Regions from separate parts of the Homo sapiens genome. Here regions 2, 3, 4, 5, 6 and 7 are each linked to region 1. Evidence: chromatin loops called from intact Hi-C (ENCODE). Cell type or tissue: PC-9. All regions are shown on one strand.

Region 1 (4,000 bases):
TGTCCACCTATAGTTAGACTCTGATCTGTAAAATGGACAACTTGATAGCTTGTCACATCTGTGGACATTACTATTGTTCTTGATCTCAAACTTTTTGTGGAAGCAGAAAGGAAAGATGCCAGCTCATAACTTCTTTGACAGCCTTAGGCAGTCACCATCCCCCCACCCCACCCCTGGTATCCAGGGAGTAGTCAGGATTTTGGCAGAAAACCTTGGGCAGGTTATGTTCCAAATTGCCAAGGTACTATTGACCCACAGCCTGGCTTGGCCTTGACTCATCCAAGTAGGGACAATGACTCATGCTGCCTGTGTCCCCTGCTTGTAACTAGTACCCAATTAATTATTAACTGGTGACACTCCAGACCCAGGGGTTCAGGAAGCAATTCAGCCTGCCCAGGTCTAACAAGGGTAGACAAGTCAGCAGAGGGGTTCAGCTAAAGCAAAGACAAAGCCTTCATTCCACAGCTTCTATCAGAGCAAACAGAACCGATGTGGTTAGCAAGCTCCGGGCCTTTCTGCCTTTGTCTGGAACGTGCATGCAGGCTGACGTCAGTGGGGATATGCCAGTCCCCTAGTGGAACCTTCTTCCCTCAGACCTCACCAGGACTTGGGGACAGGGTCTCCCTCTGTGAACTGAGCAAGAGTGAAACAGGGTGTGTAGTAACTCTTGACATCTTGGCAGATGGTCCCTCAGTGGGGACTGGTTCCTGTAGTTGTCATTGGCGTTTTATAAATCTAGAGACTCTCTGAGGAAGTCAGCCCAAAACGTTCTCCCCTCACTGCTGGGAATCAAGGGAGCGACAAAGGAGCCCAGCCCAGGTGGGTGGCTTTTTAGGAAGATAACTCAGGCTCCTGCGCATCTACCTGTGGATTCTCAGAAGCAACAACTGCCTTGATGTCATCACCGACGCGGATTCAATCGGAAGAACATGAGTTGTAAGAAATCCGATGTGCTCATTCAAAAAGGGAACCGTTGTCACTCCTGAAGCTACACAGAGCTGGCTCTATTGACCCTTGACACCAGCGTCTCTCCTGGCTTTAGAATTGTCTTTTTCAGCCCAGACCTTTGCAGGCCTGCATCCCAACGAAAACCTCCCTCATTATATGGGAACTTTGTTTTCTTTGATATTCAATGAATGTAGCATCTTTCTCTTTGTTCCTTTCCAAATCAAACTGCACCCTAATTCTGGGACATTTGTGGTTCCGCTTGTCTGTTGCTCACATATTTATTGAGTGCCTGCTGATGCACTTGGTGTCGCAGTGGACAGCAGCCACTTCCGTGTGGTCTTCCATCCTAGCCCTTTGTGGTGAGCCCTGGATTTGAGGCCTGGCCTGGTGACTTTGGACAAACCTTCCCACCTCTGGGAGCCTGTTTCGTACCTGCAGAAGGGAGATGGTAACAGCACCTGCCCCATGGGTCGTGGCTGTTAAGTGCGGTGCTATCGAGGAAGTGGTCAGCACAGTGCCATGACTATTATTCAAGCTGGCACTGATTTCTCCATGGTGTGGGTGGCCCTGCAGGAGAGGCTTCCTTCCATCCCACCCATTGTCCTCACTCCTCCTAGAGGAGGGCGCCATCTGCAATGCACATGCGCCCTCTGGTGGTGGCCTGAGTGGCTTCCCTTCAGATTCCTTTCCCTGCAGTTGTTATTACGGAAGCACACCCGTGGCCAGGAAAAAAAGATTTGCCAAGTGTCGTGGATACATTTATGACTTCGTTTATGAACTGCTTTCCCTAAAGCCTCCTTCACAAGGTGTGGCAGAAATGCCACCTCCTGCTGTGGGACAACAAGGGTCAAGCAGAGCCCAGGGGAATCCCGCAGAGCCCAGCTGGGGGGCGAGTGTTCTTTCAGGATTTCTACTCGCTTTGCTTGGAAAATACTTCATAACTATCCCACTTCCTCTAGGGTAAATCAGACTGTGGGAGAAATGTCTAAAATGCTTTAGGAGAAAACCTTTCCCCCTTGGCCCTGAAATCACTTTGTAGTTCTTATGCACACATATTTAACTTCCACTGTGTGTCTCTCCCTGACAAACCTGTGAAGCTGTATCAGGAAACTGATCAGGAAGGGGGCCCACGCTACATGTGAGTGCCCCGTGCCAGGCGCTTCTGGCGGCTCCTCTAATCCTGACACCAACCTGGGAGGAAATGGCTTGTTCTTTCCCTTTTATAGACTAAAAGGCTTGCCCAAGGTCACGAAGCTGGGAAGTGACAAACTTCAAATTCCACACTCAGAGTCATCCAGCTGTTTTCTCTTAGAACCGGGGCCGAGAACCACTGTTTTCTTTCTTTCTTTTTTCTTTTCTTTTCTTTTGTTTTGTTTTCTTTTCTTTTCTTTCTTTCTTTTCTTTCTTTTTCTCTCTTTTTCTTTCTCTCTCTCTGTCTCTCCCTCCCTCCCTCCTTGTCTTTCTCTCTCTCTCTCTTTCTCTCTCTTTTTCTCTTTCTCTTTCTCTTCTTTCTTTTCTTCTTTGACAGAGTCTCACTCTAGCCGAGGCTGGAGTGCAGTGGAGCCATGTTGGCTCACTGCAACCTCTGTCTCCCGGGTTCAAGCGATTCTCCTGCCTCAGCCTCCCAAGTAACTGGGATTACAGGCGCCCACCACTATGCCCAGCTGATTTTTGCATCTTTAGTAGAGATGGGGTTTCACTATGTCGGCCAGGCTGGTCTCAAACTCCTGACCTCAGTGGATCCCCTGCCTCAGCCTCCCAAAGTGCTGGGATTACAGGTGTGAGCCACTGTGCCTGGCCTAGAGCCACTGTTTTCTGATATTCTCCTGTGTCAGGTTTTGTTTCATTTTCAGCCCCTCTGTGACCACTCTTCCTCCTAGCTAATTTGGATTCATAAGTCGAAAAGAGGACTTGGAAGAATAGGACACAAAAGTGTCACTGTTTTCAGAGAATATGATTGTTGGTTTGTTACACCTAAAGTTAAAAAAAAAATTATTCCCAGTAAGAGAATTAAGAAAACTGCCTAGTTAAAAAGTTAAAATAAAAAATTAGTCCTTTTGATATATATCATTAGTAACCTGTGGAAATAAAAAAATTTAAAAATAACCATTAGAGAAAATATAATGGGATAAAACAAAGATCCCATTCATAATAAAAATCAAAAATATAAAATACTTAGAAATGTGGTGGTAAAGTGAAGAAAATAATAAGACTTCAGTGAAGAATTTTTTTAATAAATACTTCAATCAATGGAGAAACATGGCAAAGTGTTCTTGGGTGAGACGTGTTAACAGTTCGAGGTACCCGTCCTTTCCATGTTTCCGTGTAGTTGACTGCACCAGGTCTCAGCAGAGCTCTTTAATATTCTAGTTGTGGTTCCCATACCTGGCTGGACATGCAATCCCAGAGAGCTTCAGGAAATGCTGAAGACCAGGCCACCGGAGATGCTAAATCAGAATCTCTACAGGTGGAACTCCAATTTCTGAGAGTGGGACTCAAGCATTAATATTTTTATGAACTCCTGATGCCCCAAGGGCTTTTTGTAGAGCTCCCCGGCTCCAACTTCAGTCAGATAAGCTCCACTTTTACCCACTCTACTTTTGGGGCTTCCTACAGGATCTCATTTGAGAAAAGGAACACCCCCACCCCATACATTTTAAAAAGAAAAAATGTTTAGCCGGGCGCCATGGCTCATGCCCGTAACCCCAGCACTTTGGGAGGCCAAGGCGGACAGATCACCTGAGGTCAGGAGTTCAAGACTAGCCTGGCCAACATGGTGAAACCCCATCTCTACTAAAAATACAAAAATTAGCCAGGCGCAGTGGCACACATCTGTAATCCCAGCTACTTGGGAGGCTGAGGCAGGAGAATCGCTTGAACCCGGGAGGCGGAAGCTGTAGTGAGCCGAGATCGTGCCACTGTACTCCAGCCTGGGCGACAGAGTGAGACTCCATCTCAAAAAAAAAAAAGTTTCAAAACTTCTTATTTGAAGCACATCCATCTCCAGGATGTACTGATAAGAAAAAAAAAAGTAGGAATTGATAGGTAAAGT
Region 2 (4,000 bases), 380 kb before region 1:
TAGATATGTACGTGTGTGTATATATACATAAATATATGTATACATAGATATGTGTACATAGATATGTATGTGCACGTAGATATGTGTATATAGATATGTATTTGCACATATGTATATGCACACGTATCCATGCATACCTACATATATTTATGTACACATATGCATGCGTGTGTACACATATAATGTATGTGTACATATATGTATACATGCACGTACATATATGTATATATGTATATATACACAGATGCATGCATGTACATATATGTATATATGCGTATGTACACAGGTGCATGTATACATGTGTATATATACATGCATATACACATGTATACATGTGTACATATATATACACACATATACATATATGAAATAAAGGGGTGGGTCTGGCTAGTTATCTGCAGCAGGAACATGCCCTTAAGGCACAGATCGCTCATACACATATATATATATACACACACACATGCAAATGTTCACCCATGCACCTGCTCATACACACACACTTCTGGAATTGGGTAGGGAAGGAAGGACAGTAGGGACCAGGGACATTTTAGACTTATCTGAATTGTTTTCATTTTTTAACAAAGAAAACTTACGCAAGCATTAATTTTGCAATTAAAAGGCATTCAAACATTTTGCTGCAGGCACTGACCAATATCCCCTGTGAAATATCACTAATGTCATGTTACTTACCTCTGTTAATGTTACGAAATTACACTATTTCTGTTTTCTGCTTTCCTAGTTTCCTGTTGCACCGTTTTTCATCTCTGCATGGTTCCACTGTCATCTAGCTTTTTGAAAAACTCATTTTGTTTGCTCTCCTTCCAGGTCCTGGCTTCCTGTCCTGGCCATCCAATCATATCCACCGCAAACAGGCCTTGTTCCTCTGTCACTGCAGGCCAGCTCTGAACCGTCTCTTTTCTTCCACTGACATAGAAAGATGAGATGTGTCAGCACCCTTGCAAACATGAAAGCCTAGCCAGTGAAGTGCTGAGTGCTGGAAGCTTTGCCTGGGGCATGAACAGGTAGAGAAACTGCAGATTCTGTGTCAGATGAAGTGACTCAAAGGGACAGAATGGCCATCTTTGGACAGTTTAAGAGCTTTTATAAGGAAGAGGAATCAGAACTCACTTCATGTGGTGCATGGTGCCAAATCAACAAGATAAGTGTTCCCAGGAAGCAGATTTCAGCCCATCTCAGCTCACTTCAACCTCTGCCTCCCGGGTTCAAGTGATTCTCCCACCTCAGCCTCCCGAGTAGCTGGGATTACAGGTATGTGCCACCATACCCAGCTAATTTTTGTATTTTTAGTAGAAACGGGGTTTCACCACATTGCCCAGGCTGATTTTGAACTCCTGAGCTCAAGGGATCCACCCACCTCGGCCTCCCAAAGTGTTGGGATTACAGGCTTGAGCCACAGCGCCTGACCTATATGCGTATTTTATGTCCAAATTAAAAAGGACTATAAATAAATATGAGAGTCTTGTTATGTGTGCTGAAGTGTTTAGGGGTGAAATGTACTAATGCTGCAATTCATTTTGAAATGCCTCCAAATAGGATGGTTTGAGGGATGGATAGTTGAATAGATTATATGATAAACTGAGCATAATGAAATGATAATTGTAGACTTCAGGGGTGGGTATGGATGTTCACTGCAAAATTCTTTCAACTTTTCATTAAGTTTGAACATTTCTTAAGAGTGTTAATTCATTTATTTTTTAGAGACAGGGTCTTGCTCTGTTTCCCCGGCAGGAGTGCAATGATGTGATCCTAGCTCACTGCAGCCTCAACTCCTGGGCTCAAGGGATGCTCCCTTCTCAGCCTCCCAAGAAGCTGAAACTACGAGTGCGCTCCACTGCATTTGGCTAATTACCCAGGCTGGTCTCAAACTCTTGTCCTCAAGTGATCCTCCCACCTTGGCCTCCCAAATTGTTAGGATTACAGGTGTAAGCCCCACACCCCAAACGTTTTTATAATAAAACACTGAAGGGAAATTCTGATGCTGAGACCCTGCACTTACATCTGTTAATGAGATCTTTCCTCAATTAAATATGCTGCCATTGGAAATTGGTACATTTCTTCGTCAAGGGCAACAGTTTGTCAAGGGCAACATACACATATTCCTGGGAGAAGTGACACTGTGGGAGATTGTTGAGCTTTTTTACCCCTAAAAATGAACTTATCGGGGAATACGTTCATGATCTCTCCACAGGTTCTAATAATGAGGGGAGACCTGGGTTCTGCACCTGGCCTTGTTGTCGTGGTTACTGTTGCTTTCAGGCAATGGCACCTGTTCTCCAGGTGTGAGTCTGGACTTGTACTTGCTTTAGCCATATATGGCCACCAGAGGGCGCAGTTACCCCACAGTTGCCTGGAGCATCCACACCCCTCAAACTCACAGCTTGAAATGTCACCTGCAGCCGTCTGAGGTCATCCACGGTTATTTTCTTTTTCTTTTCTTTTCTTTTCTTTTTCTTTCTTTCTTTCTTTCTTTCTTTCTTTCTTTCTTTCTTTCTTTCTCTCTTCCTTCTTTCTTTTTTCTTCCTTTCTTTTTCTTTCTTTCTTTTTCTTTCTTCTCTCTCTTTCTTCTTTCTTTCTTTTCTCTCTCTCTCTCACTCCCTTCCTTCTTTCCGTCTTTCCTTCTATCCTTCCTTCCTTCTCCCCTCCTTTCCCCTCCCCTCCTCTCCCCTTCCCGAAAGAGTTTCGCTCTTGTTGCCCAGGCTGGAGTGCTGTGGCACGCTCTCGGCTCACTGCAACCACTGCCTCCTGGGTTCAAGTGATTCTCCTGCCTCAGCCTCCCAGGTAGCTGGGATTACAGGTGCCCGCCATCATGCCCGGCTAATTTTTGTATTTTTAGTAGAGACGGGGCTTCCCCATGTTGGCCAGGCTAGTCTTGAACTCCTGACCTCAGGTGATCCACCCTCCTTAGCCTCCCAAAGTGCTGGGATGACAGGTGTAAGCCACTGTGGCTGGACATCCACGGCTATTTTCCTCATGCCTCACCTTCCCCTGTTGGTTCAGTGACCCTCAAAGGACAGAGCCTCTGTGCCATGGGCCCTTCCCCTGGATCTGTGCATTGTCTAATATGACTGGACCCTCCTCCTCACCCCTCATCCTGCCCCAGCTCCTCTGATGACATCATCGGCTCTGGAACTGCCACTCAGCCTCTTGCAAGAGGGTCCCCTCCCTCCGACCCCACTGTCCCCTCAGGACCCCAATTCCGCTGGCACCATCTGGTGCAGGGAGTCTTTTTTTTCTCCTATACCCCACATACCGCAGAATCTAAAGTAGGGTCTATATCCTCCATGCTTCCTGTGGTTGCGTCCAAGACATTTCTCTTCCAAAGGCAGCAGAGTCACCTGCTGTCCCTCTCGGTGACTGCTGTCTGCTGGTCTTCTGCTTACACCTCCTCATCCACTGAGGACTTGGGCTCTCAGTTGACAGTGTTCTCCATCATTCTTGTCATGTCGTTAGAGGGATTGCTGCCTGGCAACCCCTCTACATTCCCCAGGAGGTTTGCAACAGTGATTTCATACAAGACGTTGGCGTCGTCACCCACGTGGACATGCCAGGCTACTCCCTGAGGGCGTCATCACCCACGTGGACAGGCCAGGCTACTCCCCGAGGGTGATGTCACCCACGTGGACAGGGCAGGCTACTCCCTGTCTCTCTGGGCACCAGGACTGCTGCAGCTCCAGTGACCTTTTCCAGTGTGCCTCTCAGCCACCTCTCCCTGCCTGCGGTCACACCTGGGACCCTCCATCACCCAGAAAGGAGACTTCAGACAGCTCCCCACTGACCTCTCTCGTTCCAGAACTCTCCACTTGGCCTCATCACCTCACTGTCACTCTCTCTGTGTCCACTGCCTTCCTTAATCATCGTTCATAATTAAAATCAACTCCTGCAGGGCGAGGTGATTCACGCCTGTAATCCCAGCACTTTGGGAGGCCGAAGCGGATGGATCACTTGAGGTCAGGTGTTTGAGACCAGCCTGGCCAACATG
Region 3 (4,000 bases), 310 kb before region 1:
TGGAATGCTCTTTAGCCTTAAAAAATGTGAGTCTGATGCGTGCTGCCAGGTGGGTGAACTGGGAAAAACTTAACTAAAAGTGAAAGAAGCCAGACACGAAAGGACAAATACTGCATGAGTTCACAATGAAATATCTAGAATAGGCACATTCACAGGGACAGAAAGTAGGTTATGGCTTACCTGGGGCTGGAGGGAGAGGAAAATAGAAAGTTATTGCTTAATAGGTACAGAATTTCTGTTTGGGGAGATGTCATGCCTGCTACTGAATTGTAAGTTAAACATTGGTTACATGGCAAATTTTATATAATATATTGTTTCCCATAATTTAAAAAATAGTGAAAACCCATTGCGTTTACTCCTCTACCTCCCATTCACCTCTTTTAGGCCAGGGGCAATTGAATGACTTAACTGGAGTCATGCAAATGGAAGGCACAGGATTTGAGCCCATCGCAAACCCAGCAGGACCAGTGAGGCACAGCGTCCCTCTGAGCAGCCAGCAGGCGCCTGGGCCTGGAGGGGCTGCACCCTCACACCCCCTCACATCCCTGGGAACACCATAGGTTACTCATCAACTTCCTCATTCTTCTCCCTGTGCTTTCTTTGGCCTGGGCCTGGTCTGGGCCTTAGGGTGCTGGTCCCAAGCTTCCCCAAGTCAGGGAGTGACGGGACTATTCTAGAATCCCATCCTGTCTGTTCCCTGCCCAGGTCAGCACAACAAGAGGGAGACTCTGGTAGCTTCCCAGAGACCCCTCTCTCCTCCTTAGCAGGTGGGGGCAGGAGTCAGGCCAACGTGGTCCCCTCATCTCCAGGAACTTCTCCTGCTTCACTGCAGCCCCTGCCTGTGCCCTGTCCCTCTGAAAGCACAAGCTCACTCTCCTCTCCCACCACTGGTCCTCACCCACTCCTGTCCTCACCTCAGGGCACCAGGCCCCAGGTCCCCACGCTTGGCCTCACCTCCCACCTCCTCAGATGTGTGCATTGCCCAACAGGCACATCAGATGCCGCTTAGGTTGCTAAAGCTTTGGGAGGCAAAAAGCTTGAAGTTTGATACTGTTTTAGAAAAAGACATCAAATCACTTATGGGAAACCAGGATTTGTTGACCTTCATTGCACCTGTGTAGAGTTTAAGCTGGTTTTTCTTTTGAATTGGATAGGTGGGTGGTGGTGGCGCTCATCTTGCAGGGCTGACAGCCCCTATACATGTTGTTCTGGCCCTGGCCAGCCTGCATGCGGGTCAGTCCCTTCTCCAGCTTCTCACTTACTCTCACCAGGGCCTGAACATCACAGGGAGGCCAGGGCATGAGAAGAGCTGGAGAGAGGAGAAGGTGGGAGAGCCCTTCAGTCTGGAGTTTGCTGACTGTGGGATGGGGTGCGGGGCAGAGTGCAGGGCACAGATGGGAATGCTGGGGAGGGGTGGGACTGGGCCAGGGAGAAGCACAGGGGATGACAGATCACCCTAGGGGTTCCCATTTTGGATAGTGGTCAAGGACCACAGACGGCATCAACTCCCTGATGGCTACAGAGGGGGAAGATACAGGCCTGTCCTCAGAACATCAGCCTGGCCATTGGAAGTGGAGCACTGGATTAAGAGTCCCCAGTGACCTCATCATGTCCTTGATGGATGTGGGACCTCTCTGGAGAAAGGCAGTGTCGGCTTGGGTTTGACAGACACTCATGGAAGGACCTCCATGGGTTGTGACTGCACACACTGGGCTCACCATGCTTATTTTGACCACATGGACAGCCTGTTGGTCCCAGCTACTCAGGAGGCTGGGACAGGCGGATGGCTTGAGCCCAGCAATTCAACTCCAGCCTGGGCAAGACCCTATCTCTCAAAAAATATAAATAAATTAATAAAAATATGTCAACACTGTCTGGTAGGTGGTCTGGTTATGGGAATGGGGGTGTGAGTGGAGGCCTTTGAGGCCCCTCCCTGTGCCCTGTCGCCTTCTGTCCATTTAGAGGAGTGTGTATGTGAGGAAGATGAGGCAGAAGAAGCCAAGTATGGGCCCCGACTCCCCTATCAGGTGGGAGAGCTGGGGACATAACTCCCAGTGGGCACCAGGAGGCAGTGCAGCCCCAGCATCAGGCCCTTCCCACAGGGGAGCCCTGGCTTCAGCAGCTGCAGAGGCAGTAAACTCCTGGGGCTAGATCAACGTTTTTGGATTTTAAGAAGTAAAAGACGTTTTGAGGGTCATGAACTTGGTGCAGGTCTTTGCAGTACCAGGTGGACAAACCTCATCTGGGGAAAAAATCGTGAGACCAGGTTCTGCTCTCCAGCTCTGATGAGAAAAGCAAGTTTTCCCTCCTCTCTTTGCCACAGTTTCTCTACTTATCAGATTGAAATGGTGTCTTCCCCACCTACTGCTCAAAGATCTCTCGTGCCATTGATGTGAAACACTTTTCCCATGTTCAAGGTGGCTGGCCTAGTCATTGGCATCCCTGTGGCAAAGAAATGTACCAACGTTATGCCTTTACAAATGGATTCATAAAGAGTCCGTTTTTTTTTTTTCAGGCTGGGCACGGTGGCTCAGGCCTGTAATCCCAGCACTTTGGGAGGCCAAGGCGAGAGGATCACTGAGGTCAGGAGTTTGAGACCAGCCTTGCCAACATGGTGAAACCCTGTCTCTACTAAAAATACAAAAATTAGCCTGGCGTGGTGGCACGCACCTGTAATCCCAGCTACCCAGGAGGTTGAGGCACGAGAATCTCTTGAACCCAGGAGGCGGAGGTTGCAGTGAGCCAGGATTGTGCCACTGCATTCCAGCCTGGGTGATAGAGTGAGACTCGGTCTTAAAAAAAAAAAAGTCTGTTTTTTGGAATTAATTTTCCGTAGATGGAAAGATGCAGCAGATGCGTGATGCTCTGGCTTCCATGGCCACAGATGGCCCGGAACAGTCACTAGCTAGTTTGTCCTCAAAAGAAGTGAGACCCGCAGAGAGTCAAAGTCATCAAACCTGGCCTGCAGGAGACCTCAGCAGCACCTGGGAGCCTCTCAAGTGCAGGGGTGGGGGACAGTCTGTGGCTATCCACTGCTGAATGTCCACTGCTAGGGCCTTCCCTTTACTAGAAGTTTCTATCGCTAAAAAGCAACAATCTCTCAAAGTGAGAGGAGGGAGAAGAAGGATATGAATTTCTGCGTGGCCAACCTGACAACATTTTCTGAAAGAGCTTGGGTCTGTGCAGTCTGAGGAAGGCAGTGAGGCCAGCACAGGACAAGACAACCACAGGATGAATTCCTAGAGCCAGGTTTTGAGCACATCCCCTGGGAGGGGCAGGCAATGCATGCTGGAATAATCCAGTGAGGCCATACTTGCTTACTGAGAGGAAGACTTTGCAGGTAGATGCGACTTTCTAATAGGGCATCAGGTTCTAAAAGTCTATTCCGCCCAGATAATTTATATGAATCTCAACCATGTGCATCAGGTAGGTGCCAGTTCTCACTCGATCCTGAGAAAGTTCCCTAACTTGTTTTTTTAAGAGTCAAATTTCTTATTTGGAGAACACGGATGATTGTCTCTACCTCATGGCATTGTGGTGAAGATAAAATGAGATTATATCTACCAAGCGCCTAGCAGAGCATGTAGGATGCAGTATAAGCTCAGTAAATGTTAGTGTGGCAGGTTGCTGGGTGAGCGACTGTGAAATTTTGGTTGTTTAGTTCAGGGGTCTTTGTTTAAGTGCTTCTGGTAATCCTTGTTGGGTGGGGGCAGAAGAGTGGGTTTGTGGTTTATTAGGGAAAAATGAAAGGTATTTTCCTTCTTCCAGGAAAAGAGCCAGACTTTCCTGTTCAAGGTCTTGACCCCTGTTCCAGCCCCACTTATAGCCAAAAGTAGGAATGAAGATGGCCTTGTGGTTTTAAGGCTGATGCCCTGTCATGGCAAAAAGAGGCAGAACGGATGCCTTGTGTTGTGGAGACTCGAAAAGGGGTGGTGGCCTGAGGCTGTCATCTGTCTCCTGAGGACTGGAGAGAGCCAGCCTTCCCTTCGGCATGGCCTCT
Region 4 (4,000 bases), 160 kb before region 1:
AAGGAAACCCAGCCCAGCTAGAATGGCCACAGCCATGCAAAGAACCCAGCAGCATTCACTTTCCCTCATCTCAGAGTTCCATGCTCCGTCCACTCACCCGATCTGCTTATTAAAGGCTCAGGCTTAACTTCTGGTGGTGTTCACGCCATGGTTTCTCCAACGCCTTGGCAGACAAGGCAGTAGCCTGCAGATGCTTCAGGGTCTGGATGTAGTGCAAGCCTCTTCATGAATGCCACTCCCTAGAACTCACTGGGTGTAAAAGTATCACTGCCTGATTGGTTTCATCAGCAATAATGTCCCCTGGCTTTGTCAATAGTCAGGGCTTTCACTTAGATGGGATCTCAGAAAATGTGGCTAAGTCTTTTGTTTCCAGAATCTCATCCACAGCACTCCCAACAGGCTCTCACCCTGCTTGTCACAGATTTTCATTGTGAAAATCTCCAGTGACAGTGAACTTACCACTTTCCACACAGCCCCCTCCACGGAGAGCTCTTGAAGAGAGCTGTTGGCCTCATCATATGAGATTTATAAATAGGCAGCTGTGGTACGAAACACAGAGGTTTAAGAACAGAGGGTGGAGCTCAGCCCCTGGTGGAAAATGACATCTGTGACTCACTCAGAAGAGCAGGTCCCTCTCAGCCTTTCTGCCACATGGAGCTGGGATGCCCAGAAGGAGCTCTCCTGAGGATGCCTCACTGAGGTGGGGTGAGGTGAGGCCTGATGGAGGCACCAGCATGGCCCATGAGCTCTAGAAGAAGGCTGGGCTTTGGGTGGGCACCTGAGCCAGCCACACCAGGAAGGGAATACTGCCTAGTGCAGCTGTTCTCAAACCTTATGGTCTCGAGAGCCTGCTATACCACTGAAAACCACTTGAGGACCCTAGAGAACGTTCCTGGATTACATCTACCAACATTACAAATTAAAACTAAACATATTCTTTAATATTTATTTGGTAATTTATTAAAAATAATGAAAATCAACACTTTTTGTTTTCTAAATTTAAAAAATTGACTAAGCATCACTTTTACATTTTTGTAAATCTCCTGAATGTCTGGCTTTCTAGAAGATTGCATTCCATCTGTTACACTATCACACATCACCCAGCCTCTGGAAAACGCCACTGCAGGCTCATGAGAGAATGGGGGAGAAACAGGCTAATCATATCTTAATATTATTGTGAAAATAGTTTTGACTTTGTGGATCCCCTGGAAAGGCCTCGGGAATAGCCAGGCCAAACTTTGAGGACCTCTAGCCTAGTGATTAAGAAAATGTATTTTGGTGTCAGATTGCCTGGATTCAAATTCCATTTCGGCCCCCCAGTAGGTGTTCAATAAATGTTAAATGCTATTATTATCATAACAGGGTACTCAGTGTATTCTCAATGGATTTTATTTTTCAAGCACAAAGTCTGGAATCCCCCAAAGAAGGATTCAAAACAGTGCCTCAATTTCAGTAATGAGCACTATAGGTTAATATTGTCGCTGTATAAATGTGTATCATTGTTGTTTCACATTTGCCTATAGGATTAGTATAGAATGAATCCTAGCAACAGCAGGCAACTTTGCTAAACATATCCACTCCCTGATCGGAGGACAAATGCATCCCCCACCCCCAACACTGTGAGCCCTTCGGCCAAATTTTTAAACCTCACTGAGTCTCATTTTGCCCCTTCTGTAAAATGAAGTTCATAATAATACCTGCCTCATAGGTTTGCCATGAGAATTAACAAAGATAAGGATAAAACATACACTTAGCCCAGCATCTACACATAATCAGCACTTGATAAATATTAACCAAAAGTTTTTTATGGCAGTTCTGAAAGCCACCACTAGGGCTCAGATATCTGGAATTACCACAAGGGTATTTGTTATTGATACAAAAATAACTCCCTGGGTGAGCCAACTGATGGGATTTTGGATGAGAATTACTGAATTATATTTCTGGAATTTTTGTTAGATGCCTGGGTCCTCAGAGGCAACATATACCAATGGTCCGCCTTCACAGACCCCTTTGGGAGTGTGCCTGTTCTTTGGACGCTGGCTGCACCGGCAGGCACACCAGGTTCCCACGGGCTGAGTCACACACTTGGCAGTTTTGCCGGCTCAATAAACATGGCTTTCTCATCTGCCAACTCTGGCGCTGTGATGAGCTCTGGCCACACTTTAAAGTATAGAAGGCTTTGTAGCCTCACCGTGCTCAGAGTACAAAGCCCTTCTAGCTGTGGACAGCCACAGCTTCTGGAACAAGGATGATGGAATTAGCAGCGAAGACATTAAAATGTTATTTTTAGCAGTGTTCCAAATCATTACGACTCCCCACCCCCCGTAATGTCCTCTAAATCCTTCCTGACAGTATATGTTTATTTTTCTTTCCTGAGAATTATTAATTGGTAACCCAACAGTTCAAATATAGTTTTCAGCTGGTTCCAGAAATTCATTTCTTCATCATAGCACTGTGACCTTCCATCATATGACTGGCCACTATCTACTTTGTGGTTGAGTCATTGTTGTTCAACAGCGCTACAAACATGTATTGAACTCCACCCATTTACCAAACACTGCACGTGGATATGAGGGTGGGCCACATCTGGGCCGGGCCCCGGGAGCCAGGTCTTGGGTGACATGGAGACAAATAGACAAATGCACAAATAAACAGCCGCAGTCAGTGGAGCATGTGCAGGGGAGGGTGGGGGACAGGGCGCTCGGCAAGGGCACCTGAGGCTGGCTCATTTTAGCATCAGGTTTCATTTCTAATGTCACCTCTGCCAAGATGTGCTCCCGCCCATCGTATTTGCAATAACCCCCTTGTCCCTGCACTCTGTCACATGGGCACATTTTATTTTTTTCACAGCATTTATCATTATTCAAACGTTTTATTGATTTGTTTACTTGTACATCACGTATCACCCCTACTGAGTAGACACCCAGTGAGCATTTGCTGAATGATCAGTGGAGTCTCTAAATGAATGAATGAACTACACACTCAGTAGATGTCAAATTAAATCATTATTCTAAATCACAAAGGCAATTTGGGGGGAAAGGTTAAAAATGGCTAATGTGATATATGTAATTACTGTCTCCAACGTATCAGAATTTTTCCATGAAAATATTGATCAGGGGTCTTCTATGACTACAGAGGAAAGTGGAGTTAAATTAACAAGAAGAAATTTTGAGGCATGGCCCTACATATTAGAAACATACATCTGAGTAAAGACTTCAGTTCTATAGACTTTGGGAAAAAGTGACCACATTATCCTTTTGGATGGTCGATCCCTTCACCTGCCTGAAGGCAGAAGGCTCAACCAAGTATAGGAGTCTATGAGGCCAGCAGAGAGTAGCCAGCCAGCCAAACCCCAAGGATGCCTCCAAGACCTGCAATCACATAGAGATACAGGTGTGTAGAACATATTTATTTGTAAATGCATATAAATACATGGACATATTTTAATATATTTACATATATGTACATACACCCACAAAAACAGAGAGTATAAATATTGGAGGCAGTTTAGCCAGTCCCACTGGAGCCACTGGGACCCCTGACAGGTAGCTCTCTCCTCTGTCCCAGTGTTCAGGTGCTCCTGCCATGACACACTCTGGAACATTCTTGCTACTAATAAACAGTGAGTTCATTAGCTGGCAAAAGTGCCATGTACATTTGGAGCATTATTGCAGAGTTGGGCCACTGTTCCATGTTTCCGGAGATTTATTCACCCAGGAAACATATACAGAGTCTCTATTGTGTGCCAGGCCTAGGCATGCAGAGAACTTGGACTAATGATGGAGACAGACAAGCAAATAACTGGCTGTGGTGCAGGATTGTACTGCTGAAGTCTGCCCAAGGAGTTAGGGGAGCAATATATATATTGCTTATATATAGAGAGAGGGTTTATATAGATACATATGCCTGGGGGTCTGGGGAGGCTGCTTGAAGCAGGTTCCATCAGCTAGAATTTGAAGGCTAAATCAGAGCTTCCTGGATGCAGAGTAGGAAGGGAGGG
Region 5 (4,000 bases), 240 kb before region 1:
GAGGAGACAGGGAAGGAGAGGGTAGTGGGAGTGGCTTTCACTCTATCGCCCCTTGCTAGTCACTAAAGTGGCTAATCTCAGGCCATGCTTGGTGCAACTGAGTTTCTAATTTTGTAGGGTTGAAACTGGTGAAGGGACTGAACTTTGCACTGGTGTGATGTGAGTGAAACTAAGAGGAAGGACTTACTGCGACTGGAGGGGCAGAAGGCCTTGCTGGAGCCTGCATTATAATTACCTGCAGCCACATCTGCCATCCCATTAGCACTTCCAAAAGCCACATGAGGCCCTCCTCAAGAGTCTGAGCTGCAGAGAGACATTTAAATAGGCTTGACCACCTGGAGCCAGTCACCAGATTATCATCCAAGACCAGCAAGCAGGGCTGCCTCCATTCTTGTGAGCCTGGGCCAATCAGAGCTCTTTCTGCTTTGAGTCAAGACTTCCTCCAGATACATTTAAAGTGAGCTCCCAGTTCACCGCAGAGCCATATAGAACATGCTGTTTGGGTTCGAATCAGGGCTGGAGTGTTTAATTCCTTTAGATATACATACCAACTTTATTCCAAGGGCATCAAAGAGCCCATTAAACATTCATTATCTGTGCCCTCTCAAAACACCAGCTCAAGGCTTATCCCACCATTGCATTCCCTGGTGACCACAACCTAGTCCCAGTTACTGTGATTGGTGAGCACTTGGAATCCTGGTTTGGCCACTTTCTAGTTGAGTAGCCTTTGATGAGTTACTTGACCACTGTATACCTATATTAATTTTCTCAACTGGAAAATGAGTATAATATGTATTACCACTTTGGATTGATTAATTAAATATGGTAATATGCAAAAAGTGTCCAGAAAATGTAACATAGAGTTGTCCTTAAGGAATGACAAGTTTTCTTGTTTGTTTTCTTTTTTCTGCTATTTCCAAAAGAAATCCCAGGTAAGTTTTTTTTAAATCTGAAGAATCTCAAACGATGAATTTTATTATGTAATTATTATGTAATTAAATTAGCTGATATCCATCTACTATTCGCAAAACAAACAAATTTGATAAAGTATGAATTCACCAATGAACTATTTAAAGGTTTGTTTATTTAACTAAAACTTATTTTTGCTCTAAGGATTCTTCTTTGTAACTCCAAAATTGCCTATAACCAATTTCATTCAGATCTTTCTAAACCATCACTTGTGGTTCGAATCAGGGCTGGAGCATGAGGGGGTCATGCTCCCAGGTAGAAGCAAGCACCTATCTACCTACTGCTCTCAGGGAAGCCTGAACCCAGGAAGCAAATTATATGCAGGTGTTTCAGGCTGAGATGTGAAGTATGCTGTTTATAATGTCAAAGTCTATTTTCCTGGGCTCAGGAAGATCTTACAGAGATTATTGTGGTGTAAACTGTATCTGGCTGGAATAGATGAGAGAGTCAGTAGGAGAGTCCTGGAGTTGGATAAGAAGGAGCTGGAGAAGTAGCTTCCAGTTCAGGGAAGGTAAGAACCAATGCAATATGGCAGCAGGATAGAGCTAAGTAAGACAGCCAGCAGGGAGCCCCTTGTGGCTGGATGTGGCTGACAGTCTGTAGGGGCACTGGGTGGAATCTAACAGTCAAGCGTTTCAGTTTTCCTCTTCTGCATTGTAATTCTCTTACATCACCCTAAGGCTTCAATAAAGTTGGTTAAACACAACTGTCTTGTGCTAATTATGATTTGAGAGAATAAAGGAAGGAACTCAGCCTACACTTAGGGATGAAGCTGACCTGGAAGAGGGGTCCCACACAGAGAAGCCTAGAGCATCAGGGCCGGGCACAGTGGCTTATGCCTGTAATCCTAGCACTTTGGGAGGCTGCGGTGGGAGGATAACTTGAGGCCAGGAGTTCGAGACCAGCCTGGCCAACACAGTAATATGCCGTCTCTATTAAAAATACAAAAGTTAGCCGGGCGTGGTGGTACACGCCTATAATCCCAGCTACTCCAGCCTGGGTGACAGAGCGAGACCCTGCCAAAAAAGAAAAGAAAAAGAAAAAAAGAAACAAAAGCCTAGGTAGGGGAGAAGCCTGGGGCCACTCACAGAGAGAAGGGACAAGCAAACCCCAATCTCAGACTTCCCATTTTTTCTTTAGGCTTTTCAGCCCCTCTCCCCATCAGTCGTGTCTTCTCCATCTCCCTTCTAATTTTATACTCTCTTTTATTCTCTCCTAGAATGAAGGCACTAAACACTAGACCTGAAACAACTTTGACAATATCTCAAAGCAAACTCTGGGCCCCTGTCCTCCCTCTCTGTTCATTCGTTGTGCTATTTGGAGCTGAACCAGTCCACGAGTCTACGCTGATTTTGCAAGCGTAAATAGTTGTGGTTCAAATAATCTTGCTCAATTTTTCAGATCTGGAGATTCTGCCATATAACTGTTCCAATGCCAAGAATTCATACCCCAGAGGCCTTCCTCTCATCATTTAAGATTTTCAAAAAGATAATTTCGCCTCAGTACTGGTTGCCAGATTGACAGCCTTAAAAACAAGAGGTGAAATTCAATCTCAATGGAGCTTGTGCCTGCTCTCTATTTTTAGGGAAAAGATTATTCACCCATATGGGCAGCTGGGAATAGAGCATTGCTGGGGGTGGTGTGGGGGAGGGTAGACATTTAAAGCAAACTTGACCCTAAATCTCCTGCCCTCAGTGGGGTGGGGGTGGGGAGTGTGGAGTGTGGAAGGAATAAGAATTGTCCCCAGGTTGGGAGGGGTGCAATGTAGGATTTCCCAAAAACCATTGTAAATTTTGCAGAATGATAAAAATATTTTTCTTTCTAAAAATAGCTCTCTCAGAAACCAGATGTCTGGATTTAATTACAGTCACTATGTATTGAGCATGTACCAAGGTACCAAGCCCCATTTTGGTTCTTTGCAGATATCTGGTACAACCCTGCTGCAAGCCCATAAAACAGGTTTGCTTCCCTATTTTCACTTGACAAATGAGCACACTGAGGGTCTGAGAAGGAATTCAAAGCCAGTGCACCACTTAACCCCAATCATTTCCAATTTTCTGATATCTCCCAGGCCAGAAGTTCCCAGACTTGGTTGCACATCAGAATAAACACACATTCCTGGGATCTACCCCAGACCTGCTGAATCACGATGCTCAGCTGGGGCAGGAAGTGATTGTAAAGTTCCGGAAGTGATTGTAAATTTCCCAAAGTGATTCTGATGCACAGCTGGGTTTCAGAATTGCTGTCCTAGAGACAGATGGGGACAGGTAATTCCAGGAGTGCACAAGGAACACCACCTTCAAGTCCTTTCAACCTGGGGCCTTAAGTGTCCTAGGCTACCTTAGGCTTCTCTGAGTTGCTCGATGGAGCTGTATTTCCTGTGACCTCAGAGCTGGCCCCTCTGGTTGGAAGGGTCCCCATGTAGCCTCTGCCTCTCCACATCTCAGCTCTAGGGGCACCTCCCTGTGGATGGCAGCCCTGTCCACCTGCACAGGGTGAGATGCCCTGCACTTTCTCAGACCACATCATGGGCTGTAGTTATACATTATGGGGATTTCAAAAATTCATGTTGGCCTCACCTGTTAGATGGTAAGCACTGTAAGGGCAGGGACTAATTCTACTTCACTCAGAATTGTACTCCTGAGCTTTATCCAGGGGTGGCACATTGTGGTAGCTCCTGTGTTTGAGTGAAGAAGGGAATGAGGAAACAAACTGGAAGGGTGGAGAACTAGGCATAGGAGACCCGGGTTCCAGTCCAGGTTTGTGCCAATTTGCTGCGTGACAATTTAGTGAGCCCCTCCTCCTCTCTGAGATTCCACCTCCTCACCTGATAAAAGAGGGGATGGATTAGACCTATTGGATTAAACCTAGATATCAAACTTGAGTAAGTGTCAGAGTTGCTTAGGGAGCTCCTGTAAAGGTGAATCCAAGCCCCTCCCCCAGGCAGCCTCCTTCAGCAGGCCTGGAGGGGCCATCTGCACTATTAATGGTCCCCAGAGATGCTGCTGCAGGTGGTCTCTGTGTGGTGGGG
Region 6 (4,000 bases), 260 kb before region 1:
TGCACTCCAGCCTGGGTGCCAGGGCGAGACTCTGTCTCAAATAACAACAACAAGAACAAAACAAGCCTTCTATGTCTAGTTTCCATGTGGCTGTTCCCGCCAAGTTCTGCCTCTGCCTACTATCCTTGGGGTAAACCTCCACCCGGACAGTGTGCTGGGCCGGGGCACCCACCCTCTGGGAGCTAGGAGTGTGGGCTCAGGGCGCTCAGGGTTGCCCTCCCCTACAGAATTGTCATCAGCCCAGCAGGAATTGGCTCACCCAGGCACACCCACCACCTTCTCCAAAACCCAGAGCTAATGACTGACTGGCACAGGGTACAAAAGCCTGGCCCCTTTGTCTTCTGGTAAAGCCGACACGGTGCTGCGGTTCCTGCTCTGGAGCTCTGTAGGAAGGCTGAAGCTCGGCTCCAGCTGAGACTGCATCCCCTGCCTTCTCCTTCCTCCCTCACTCCCCTGGGCTTGAGAGGACCCCTTCAATAAATCAAGTGCACCGAATGCCTGCCTTGGGCTCTTGGGAATTTCTTGGGACTTGGCCCAGAGTTGACAGTCGCTGAGTTCTTGATCCAGGCTTCCCCGCAGACACTGTCTGTGTGTCTTGGGCTCCATGCTTTTGCTCTGGACCCAGGCCCCCAGATTCCTAGGATGGGAATAGGACCCAGGTTCCTGTTGGAATGAGACAGTTTAGGCAATGCTCAAATCGTGAAGCCCCCTAAGCCCTCACCTGACTCCCCCAGGCAGATGTTTGTAGCTCGCTGTCACCTGTCCTATCCTGTGAAGTGACTGCTCTGGGATTGACTTACTGCTCCTCTCTCTCATTTGGCCTTGAGTGCCCGAGGGGCAAAACTGCAGCAGAGTGGCTCCTGTATCCTCAGCACTCAACATGGACCCCGTTGTTGGTGTTCAAGAAACATTTGAGGAGCTGCACTTACTTGGAATGAGAAAAAGTTACACCCATGACCTCCAGGTAAAGCAGACAGCAAATGGCATAAGTGAAGGGCCCTGCAGCAGCCACAGACACAGGCCTGGGGAAATAGAGGATCCCAGATGGAAGAGCTGCCACTTACTGGGCACCGCCCTGTGCCAAACCCAACACCGTGTGCACTCTGTAGACTCTCATTGAATCCCTAAATCCTTCCGTGGTATGGATTATTATCTCCATTTTACTAATGAGGCCATTAAAGCTCAGAAGATTAAGTAACGTGACCAGTATAAAGTACAAGAAAATGACAGATTCCGATTTTTTTTTTTTTTTTTGAGACAGGGTCTCTCTCTCTCTCTCTCTCTCTTTCTCTCTCTGTTGCCCAGGCTGGAGTGCAGTGATCCAATCACAGCTCACTGTAGCCTTGACCTCTAGGTTCAAGCAATCCACCCCCACTCAGCCTCCCACATAGCTAGGACCATAGGTGTGCACCACCATGCCCAGCTCCTTTTCTTTTTTTTTTCTTTGGTAGAGACGGGGTTCTCACTATGTTGCCTGGCTGATCTTGAACTCCTGGACTCAAGCAATCCTCCCACCTCAGCCTCCCAAAGTGCTGAGATTACAGGCATGAGCCACTGCAGATTCAGATTTTGAGCACTTGTCTAGCTGATTTCAAAGCCTGTCCTCTTTCCACAATCAGGTCTTAAGTCATATCCTGAAGAGTTTGTCATTGCTCTTCCAGGAATCCGATCCCCACTGGACAGGCTGGGAAGGTCTGGGCTGCTAGTGGTGTTGCAGATAGACTCCCAGGCAGCTGATGGAGGTGTGGAATGAAGAGCGTGAGAGATAACAGAAGCAGGCATGGCAGTGCTACCCAGCAGAGCCATGTGACAGAGGCGGGGATGCTGCCGTGGGTTGTCCAGCAAATAGAGATGCCAGGCCTGAGGCTTGATTCTCTCAGACCTTCTGCCTCTGGCAGCAAGACTGCTGGACCCAGAGCTGTGTGACTTTCACCAGGTTCCATTTCTCATCAATGGGGGAGCAGGGTGACTGCACCCAAAGAGTGTCAAGGTTTTCTTCAGTTCTGAAAGTCCCCAGTTCTCAACCAGTGAAAGGTCTGACGTTTCCCATCCCTCTTTGCAAATCCTGGGCTGAAGACCAGGGATCCAAGTCCCTCAGCCCAGCCAAGGCGACAGAAAGCCTGACTTTCCCAGCCCTGAAAAGAGTTGACGGGCTGTTCTCTGGGCTCGCCTCGGCAGCAGCATTGACAAGGGCTGGGAGAGGGAGACTGGCACAGGAGCCTTCTCAAGTTGCTCCACAAAGGGCCTCTTTTTCCCAGGCACAGTGACAAATACTGCCGCTCCCTCTGGCTATAAAGGCCGGGGGTGCGGACAAGGTTCCCATGTCTGAACTCTTAAGAAAGTTGCAAGCAAAGAAAAAAATGTGTACGGGCTTTTGGCTGTGCTTTTTGACTTGATGCCAGATAGCCGGTGGGTTCAAAATTACATCACTATTGACTATCTGAGTTGTTTCTCTGTTTGACCTTCTTGGAAGAATGGTTACCTTGGCAACAGATGGTTATCAGTTCCTCAGCAATTTGTGCCAAGGAACAGTTTCCTGCATGCTGAAAACCAGTGGCTTAAAAGCTGTATCTGGCCGGCCTCACCCTCCCAGGTCTCTGAGCGGATTGTGCAGTAGGGACAGCCCTTGACTTACAATGTTTCCACAGATGATTTTTCAGCTTTATGATGGTGCAAAAGCAGTACATGCTCAGTAGAAATCATACTTCGAGTATCCATACAACCATTCTGTTTTTCACTTTCGGTACAGCGTTGAAGTTACATAAGCTATTCAATATTTTATTAAAGGCCAAGCACAGTGGCTCACGCCTGTAATCCCAGCACTTCGGAAGGCAGAGGCAGGTAGATCACTTGAGGTCAGGAGTTTGAGACCAGCCTGGCCATATGGTGAAACTTCATCTCTACTAAAAATACAAAATTAGCTGGGCGTGGTGGCACATGACTGTAATCCCAGCTACTCAGGAGGCTGAAGGAGGAGAATTGCTTGAACTCAGGAGGAGGAGGTTGAAGTGAGCTGAGATTGCGCCACTGCACTCCAGCCTGGGCAACAGAGTGAGACTCCATCTAAAAAAAGAAAAAAAGGAAAAAATTGCTTTATTATAAAAAGGGCTTTGTGTTAGATAATTTTGCCGAACTGTAGGCAAATGTTTTCTGAGAACGTTTAAGGTAAACTAGGCTAAGCCATGATGTTCGGTAGGTTAGATGGATTAAATGTATTTTTGACTCATCATTTTTATAACTCATGGTGCATTTATTGGGATGTAACCCCGTCATAAACTGAGGAGTATTTGTATTTAGAAATAGAGCTGAGTTTGACAGCCAACTTTGTCTGTTAGGCAGTGGGTGCCAGGCCAGTGGTGCTGGGATTTCCAGTGTCCCCTGCCTCCAGCAGTGGACCCAGCTGAGCCTCTGGGATGCTCTGCCCCTGGCACCGAAGGCTGCTTGGTGCCACAGGAGAATCTGATAGGAGACATCCAGGGCTGCTGAAGTGGCTGGGGTGTCAGAGGCGTTTGAATTAGAGCAACTCCATCTTGAATAAGGACTAGGTAAAATAAGGCTAAGACCTACTGGGCTGCCTTCCCAGACAGTTAAGGCATTCTAAGTCACAGGGTGAGACAGGAGGTCGGCACAAGGTCCAGGTCATAAAGACCTTGCTGATAAAACAGGTTGCAGTAAAGAAGCTGGCTAAAACCCACCAAAACCAAGATGGCAATGAGAGTGACCTCTGGTCGTCCTCACTGCTACACTCCCACCAGCTCCATGACAGTTTACAAATGCCATGGCGATGTCAGGAAGTAACCCTATATGGTCTAAAAAGGGGAGACATGAATAATCCACCCCTTGTTTAGCATATCATCAAGAAATAACCATAAAAATGGGCAACCAGCAGCCCTTAGGGCTGCTCTGTCTATGGAGTAGCCATTCTTTTATTCCTTTACTTAATAAACTTGCTTTCACTTTATGGACTTGCCTCAAGTTCTTTGTTGTGCGAGATCCAAGA
Region 7 (4,000 bases), 130 kb before region 1:
TGTGGATTTGTAAGAGAAGACAGTGTGAATGCAGGGAACTTCCAATGTAGGCAGAACTTAGGGTTTATCTCACTAAAGGGAAAGGTGTGACTTTTGTTTTACAAGGAAGCTGGGCCCATTTTGGGTCTGATTCCAAGGTTCTTTGGGAGTTTGATGGTGTTGATTTTCCCAGGGGCTATCCATTCCTTTCTTACTCACTCATTCACCCATCCATCCATTCATTCATTCAGTTAGCAGATCTGTTTGGAGCTCTCACTAGGTACCAGGTTCTGTATCAGGCTCTGGTAATAAAGTGGAGAACAAGACAAAGTCCCTGCACTCATGGAACTTCTGTTCTAGGAGGAAAGACAAACAGGTCAACACACACATCAATCATTACAGATAGTGGTGCATGCTGAGGGTGATGGAGGTGAGGTGAAGAGAAGCCTATTTAGATGGGGGTCAAAGAATGCCTCAGCTGAAAGCTGATGGATGAGAAGAAGCCAGGCACGGAAGAAGCCAGGGAAAAGAATGCTCCATGGAGGAATTGGCAAGTGCAGAGGCCCTGAGAGTGCTGGCTCCAGACAGAAGGCCAGAGTTCTAGAGTGGCGGGTGGGTGGGGCCGCAGAGCAAGGCCAGGCCAGATCAGGTGGGGCCTTCAAGACTTCTTGTAACAGCAGGAGGAGGCCACAGAAGGTTAGAAGCAGAGGCTGAAGAAATGACCTCTTACCAGATAGTCTGACTGCTGGGAGGTGGTGGGGGGCGGGGCGTGCATGGAGAGGGTCCTGGGAGTTGAGTGAAGAAGCTGTTGCAGGATTCAAGCTAAAGGCAATGATCTCTGGGGAGATGGGGAAGTGGGCAGAGATGAGAAGCCTTTTAGAGGTAAAAACTGGCAAGACTTGCCTATATTGTGGATAGTGTGAGATTCAGCAGGTAGCTTGTTTGAAATGCTCTGAGGTTTCTATGAGATAGGTGCAGAGGCATATATAATAAGAAATCCTGGGGCTGACACACATGCCTCTGTATTATTTTAACATGATGCAAGGTGTTCACCTTACCCTTCCCCTCAGCCACAGCTGTGTCCTGGGTGTGGGGTCTTACTTAGGTCCATAGCAGATGGAGTATGAGGCCATGGTCTGCCCTCAGCAGATGGGGCATCTGACAAGGCCACATATTCTCTTCAGCATCAATGACAAATGGACCCAGGGCTTGCTCTGGGGACTTTAGGTGACTATTTCTATCAGGAGAGGTTCGCATACATTCAGTTCAACATTGAGCAGCTACTTTGTGCTTACTACCTGATGAGGTCAGAGGCATGGGCGCAGGAAGACCCCACTTTGTGGTCGGGGGCTCACCGTCTCAAGGACATACACATTCAGCAGGTATTTCCAGGATGATGTGTGGGATGAGGGAGGATGTGAAGCTTGCTAAGAGACCTGAGAGCACAGGGACTTGGTCGCTGTCTGCTTGGCTCTGCAGGTATGTGAGACCTCAGCATTCGGTCAGGGATGAAGGGAAAGGACCAAGTCAGGTGGATGGGTGGTTGGAGTCTGAGAGGAAGGAGTGTAGTGGCATAGTGACAATTGAGGCTGAAAGTCAGCATCCACCCTCCCCCATGCACACACACGGCTGAGGAGGGGGAGGTCCGGGCCCTCCACTGAGGCTTATGATCCAAAATACTCAGACAGGAACATGGCAGCCTCCCACACAAGGCTCCTCACAGTGAGAGAATCCGGTATACAAATGCCAAGCTTATAAGCAGGAAGGTGTGTGTCATTTTAATTTCAAAATGACCTTCCCCAGCCTGGGAAACATAGCAAGACCCTATTGCTACAGAAACTTTAAAAATTAGCTGAGTGGGGTAGTGCGTGCCTGTAGTCCCAGCTACTCAGAAGGCCCAGAAATTCAAGGTTGTGGTGAACTGTGATCATGCCATTGTTCTCCAGCCTCAGTGACAGAGTGAGACCCTGTCTCTCTCAAAAAAAAAAAAAAAAAAATTACTCTACCTTACAAAGGATTTTATCCCAGAATTCCCTAATAACAATCAGTGTCAGTAACAAATAAAATGATAGATTTTACTGAAATTCTATTTGCTCATCATGGACATCCTGGTTTGTGTGTGGTAATTTATACCTGGGTAGAATTTCACACTGATGACTTCTCATATCATAACATCCAGGAAATGCCACAAAAATGTCCTGCTCTACCTGACAGGCTGTTAGTCCTCATCAAATATTTAGGAATCTTAGCAGCTTCCTCACCCTCCTTCTCATGAGTGTTGTACACATGCCAAAGTTCTTATGTAATGTCTTGATTGACAGCAGCCAAATTGCTGAACTCAAGTGGCTGGGAACCCTGGAGAGGTGTGCTCAGAGTAAACATTTCATTATAAAGGGAAGTGTGGAATCCTTCTTGCAGACTCTTGAATAAAGAAAGCCTGGGTTGGCTGGGCACGGTGGCTCACACCTGTAATCCCAACTTTGGGAGGCCAAGGTGGGTGGATCACTTGAGCCCAGGAGTTCGAGACTAGCCTGGGCAACATGGTGAAATCCCATCTCTACAAAAAATACAAAAATTACCCAAGGTTGGTGGTGCACACCCATAGTCCCAGCTACTCAGGAGGCTGATGTGGGAGGTTAGCTTGAGCCTGGGAAGTGGAGGTTGCAGTGAGCTGAGATTGTGCCACTGCACTCCAGCCTGAGCACAGAGCGAGACCCTGTCTTAAAAAAAAAGAAAAGAAAGAAAAAAAGAAAAACCTGGATTTTCTTTACTGACTACAATTCCCCAACTAATATTGATTTGTTGTTTGTTTCCAACGAGCCCTTGTTTCCTGTGAATTCTATTTTGGTTCAGCCGTTACCTGATTAAGCTGTTAAGCTGGGCCTTAAATTGTTTTACCTAGAGGCTGCTGTATACTCCTGAAATGCAGTGCTTAAGCGACAGTACGTTGTTCCCATTGCCACATTTAAGGTTGCACATGCTTTGGATGTTCTACGGATCTGAAGTCTTGTTTGCTCACCCCAAAACTGGAGAATAAAACTAGTACTTTGTCTTTTTCAGCTTATGCTAAAAGTGGGAGGTCTCAGGTGGGTTGTTGTTTTTTAAAAAATATCTATCCAATATCCTGTTTAAAAAAAACACTTCTCTAGAGTATATTTTCTGTTAAGCAAATTCAGTCTAATTTTTTTTTTAGCAGTTTATGTTTCTTGAATGGGAAAAAGCCAATATTTGGGTGACATTAGGCCTTGGTCTTAACTGCCAGTGGTCTCAGGGCTCCTTCCTTCCTTTCTTGGTGGGCAGCCTCTGTGGCTTCAGATTATTGTGTTGTTTTATGGGTAGGTTTTTTTTTTTCCTTTTCAAAGTGATTCCCAATCTTTTAAAGTTTTAATTTGAGGACTCATTTCAGATAGCAAAATACTTCATGTCCCTCTACTCTCCCTTACTCGATGGTGTACTTTTAGTGTCCACTTGGTGGTAGAGGTTGTGCTAGAACAAAAACAATGATAATTAACACTGACAGTTGCTGTGGCTGAGGGCCATAGCTAAGTTACAGATACAGAAGAGATGGCTCAGCGAAGCTGAGAAATTTTACTGCTTTCAGAGGGTGGAACTTGGTTTATAATCCAAAGTCTTTGCAGTTAGACTCCAAAGTTTGATGATAAAAAGCTCTTCTGTTCAGGCTGGGCGCGGTGGCTCATGCCTGTAATCCCAGCACTTTGGGAGGCCGAGGCGGGCGGATCATGAGGTCAGGAGATCGAGACCATCTTGGCTAACACAGTGAAACCCTGTCTCTACTAAAAATAAAAAAATTAGCCAGGCGTGGTGGCGGGCACCTGTAGTCCCAGCTACTCGGAAGGCTGAGGCAGGAGAATGGTGTGGACCTGGGAGGTGGAGCTTGCAGTGAGCCGAGATCATGCCACTGCACCCCAGCCTGGGGGACAGAGCAAGACTCCATCTCAGGAAGAAAAAAAAAAAAAAAAAAGCTATTCTGTTCAGTAATGCTTCTCAGAGTAGTTGTATT

What was found. Peaks named below come from ENCODE experiments on the same cell type or tissue, not always from the same donor. Only the 100,000 strongest peaks of a DNase experiment are listed, where the experiment ranks them.
Region 2: a loop joins it to region 1, with 9 times the contacts of the local background. A loop is called at or near these places in 22 of 110 quality-filtered maps.
Region 3: a loop joins it to region 1, with 17 times the contacts of the local background. A loop is called at or near these places in 102 of 110 quality-filtered maps.
Region 4: it touches region 1 in a loop (7-fold over the local background); 30 of 110 quality-filtered maps call a loop at or near these places.
Region 5: it touches region 1 in a loop (5-fold over the local background); 9 of 110 quality-filtered maps call a loop at or near these places.
Region 6: a loop joins it to region 1, with 5 times the contacts of the local background. A loop is called at or near these places in 20 of 110 quality-filtered maps.
Region 7: a loop joins it to region 1, with 6 times the contacts of the local background. A loop is called at or near these places in 74 of 110 quality-filtered maps.

Annotation. Positions count from the first base shown.
Region 1 is chr7:36,290,059-36,294,058 of GRCh38, forward strand. All of the region lies in intron 6 of EEPD1 (endonuclease/exonuclease/phosphatase family domain containing 1), which reads left to right. Among named protein-coding and RNA genes, the nearest start is that of MATCAP2, 75 kb to the right of the region's middle. RefSeq lists a silencer at 1,982-2,276. In PC-9, CTCF peaks have their summits at 1,580 (motif pointing left) and 1,782; DNase peaks (open chromatin) are centred at 373 and 1,573; H3K27ac peaks cover 1,235 bases.
Region 2 is chr7:35,914,821-35,918,820 of GRCh38, forward strand. It overlaps a transcript of SEPTIN7 not described here. Among named protein-coding and RNA genes, the nearest start is that of SEPTIN7, 120 kb to the left of the region's middle. In PC-9, a CTCF peak has its summit at 2,353 (motif pointing right); DNase peaks (open chromatin) are centred at 621 and 2,341; H3K27ac peaks cover 664 bases.
Region 3 is chr7:35,983,285-35,987,284 of GRCh38, forward strand. All of the region lies in intron 2 of LOC107986734 (a long non-coding RNA gene), which reads right to left. Among named protein-coding and RNA genes, the nearest start is that of EEPD1, 170 kb to the right of the region's middle. RefSeq lists a silencer at 1,992-2,041. In PC-9, a CTCF peak has its summit at 2,071 (motif pointing right); a DNase peak (open chromatin) is centred at 2,097.
Region 4 is chr7:36,126,708-36,130,707 of GRCh38, forward strand. No RefSeq gene overlaps it. Among named protein-coding and RNA genes, the nearest start is that of EEPD1, 25 kb to the right of the region's middle. In PC-9, a CTCF peak has its summit at 1,911; DNase peaks (open chromatin) are centred at 2,084 and 2,574; H3K4me3 peaks cover 1,471 bases; H3K27ac peaks cover 1,771 bases.
Region 5 is chr7:36,045,916-36,049,915 of GRCh38, forward strand. No RefSeq gene overlaps it. Among named protein-coding and RNA genes, the nearest start is that of EEPD1, 110 kb to the right of the region's middle. In PC-9, a CTCF peak has its summit at 1,512; DNase peaks (open chromatin) are centred at 676 and 2,386; H3K27ac peaks cover 510 bases.
Region 6 is chr7:36,035,025-36,039,024 of GRCh38, forward strand. It overlaps LOC105375233 (a long non-coding RNA gene), which reads left to right. Exons shown (of 4, transcript NR_187894.1): 4 at 828-1,229. Among named protein-coding and RNA genes, the nearest start is that of EEPD1, 120 kb to the right of the region's middle. In PC-9, no CTCF peak of the experiment used is centred here; DNase peaks (open chromatin) are centred at 1,727 and 2,417; H3K4me3 peaks cover 842 bases; H3K27ac peaks cover 2,313 bases.
Region 7 is chr7:36,159,941-36,163,940 of GRCh38, forward strand. All of the region lies in intron 2 of EEPD1 (endonuclease/exonuclease/phosphatase family domain containing 1), which reads left to right. Among named protein-coding and RNA genes, the nearest start is that of EEPD1, 8.7 kb to the left of the region's middle. In PC-9, no CTCF peak of the experiment used is centred here; a DNase peak (open chromatin) is centred at 2,261; H3K27ac peaks cover 1,200 bases.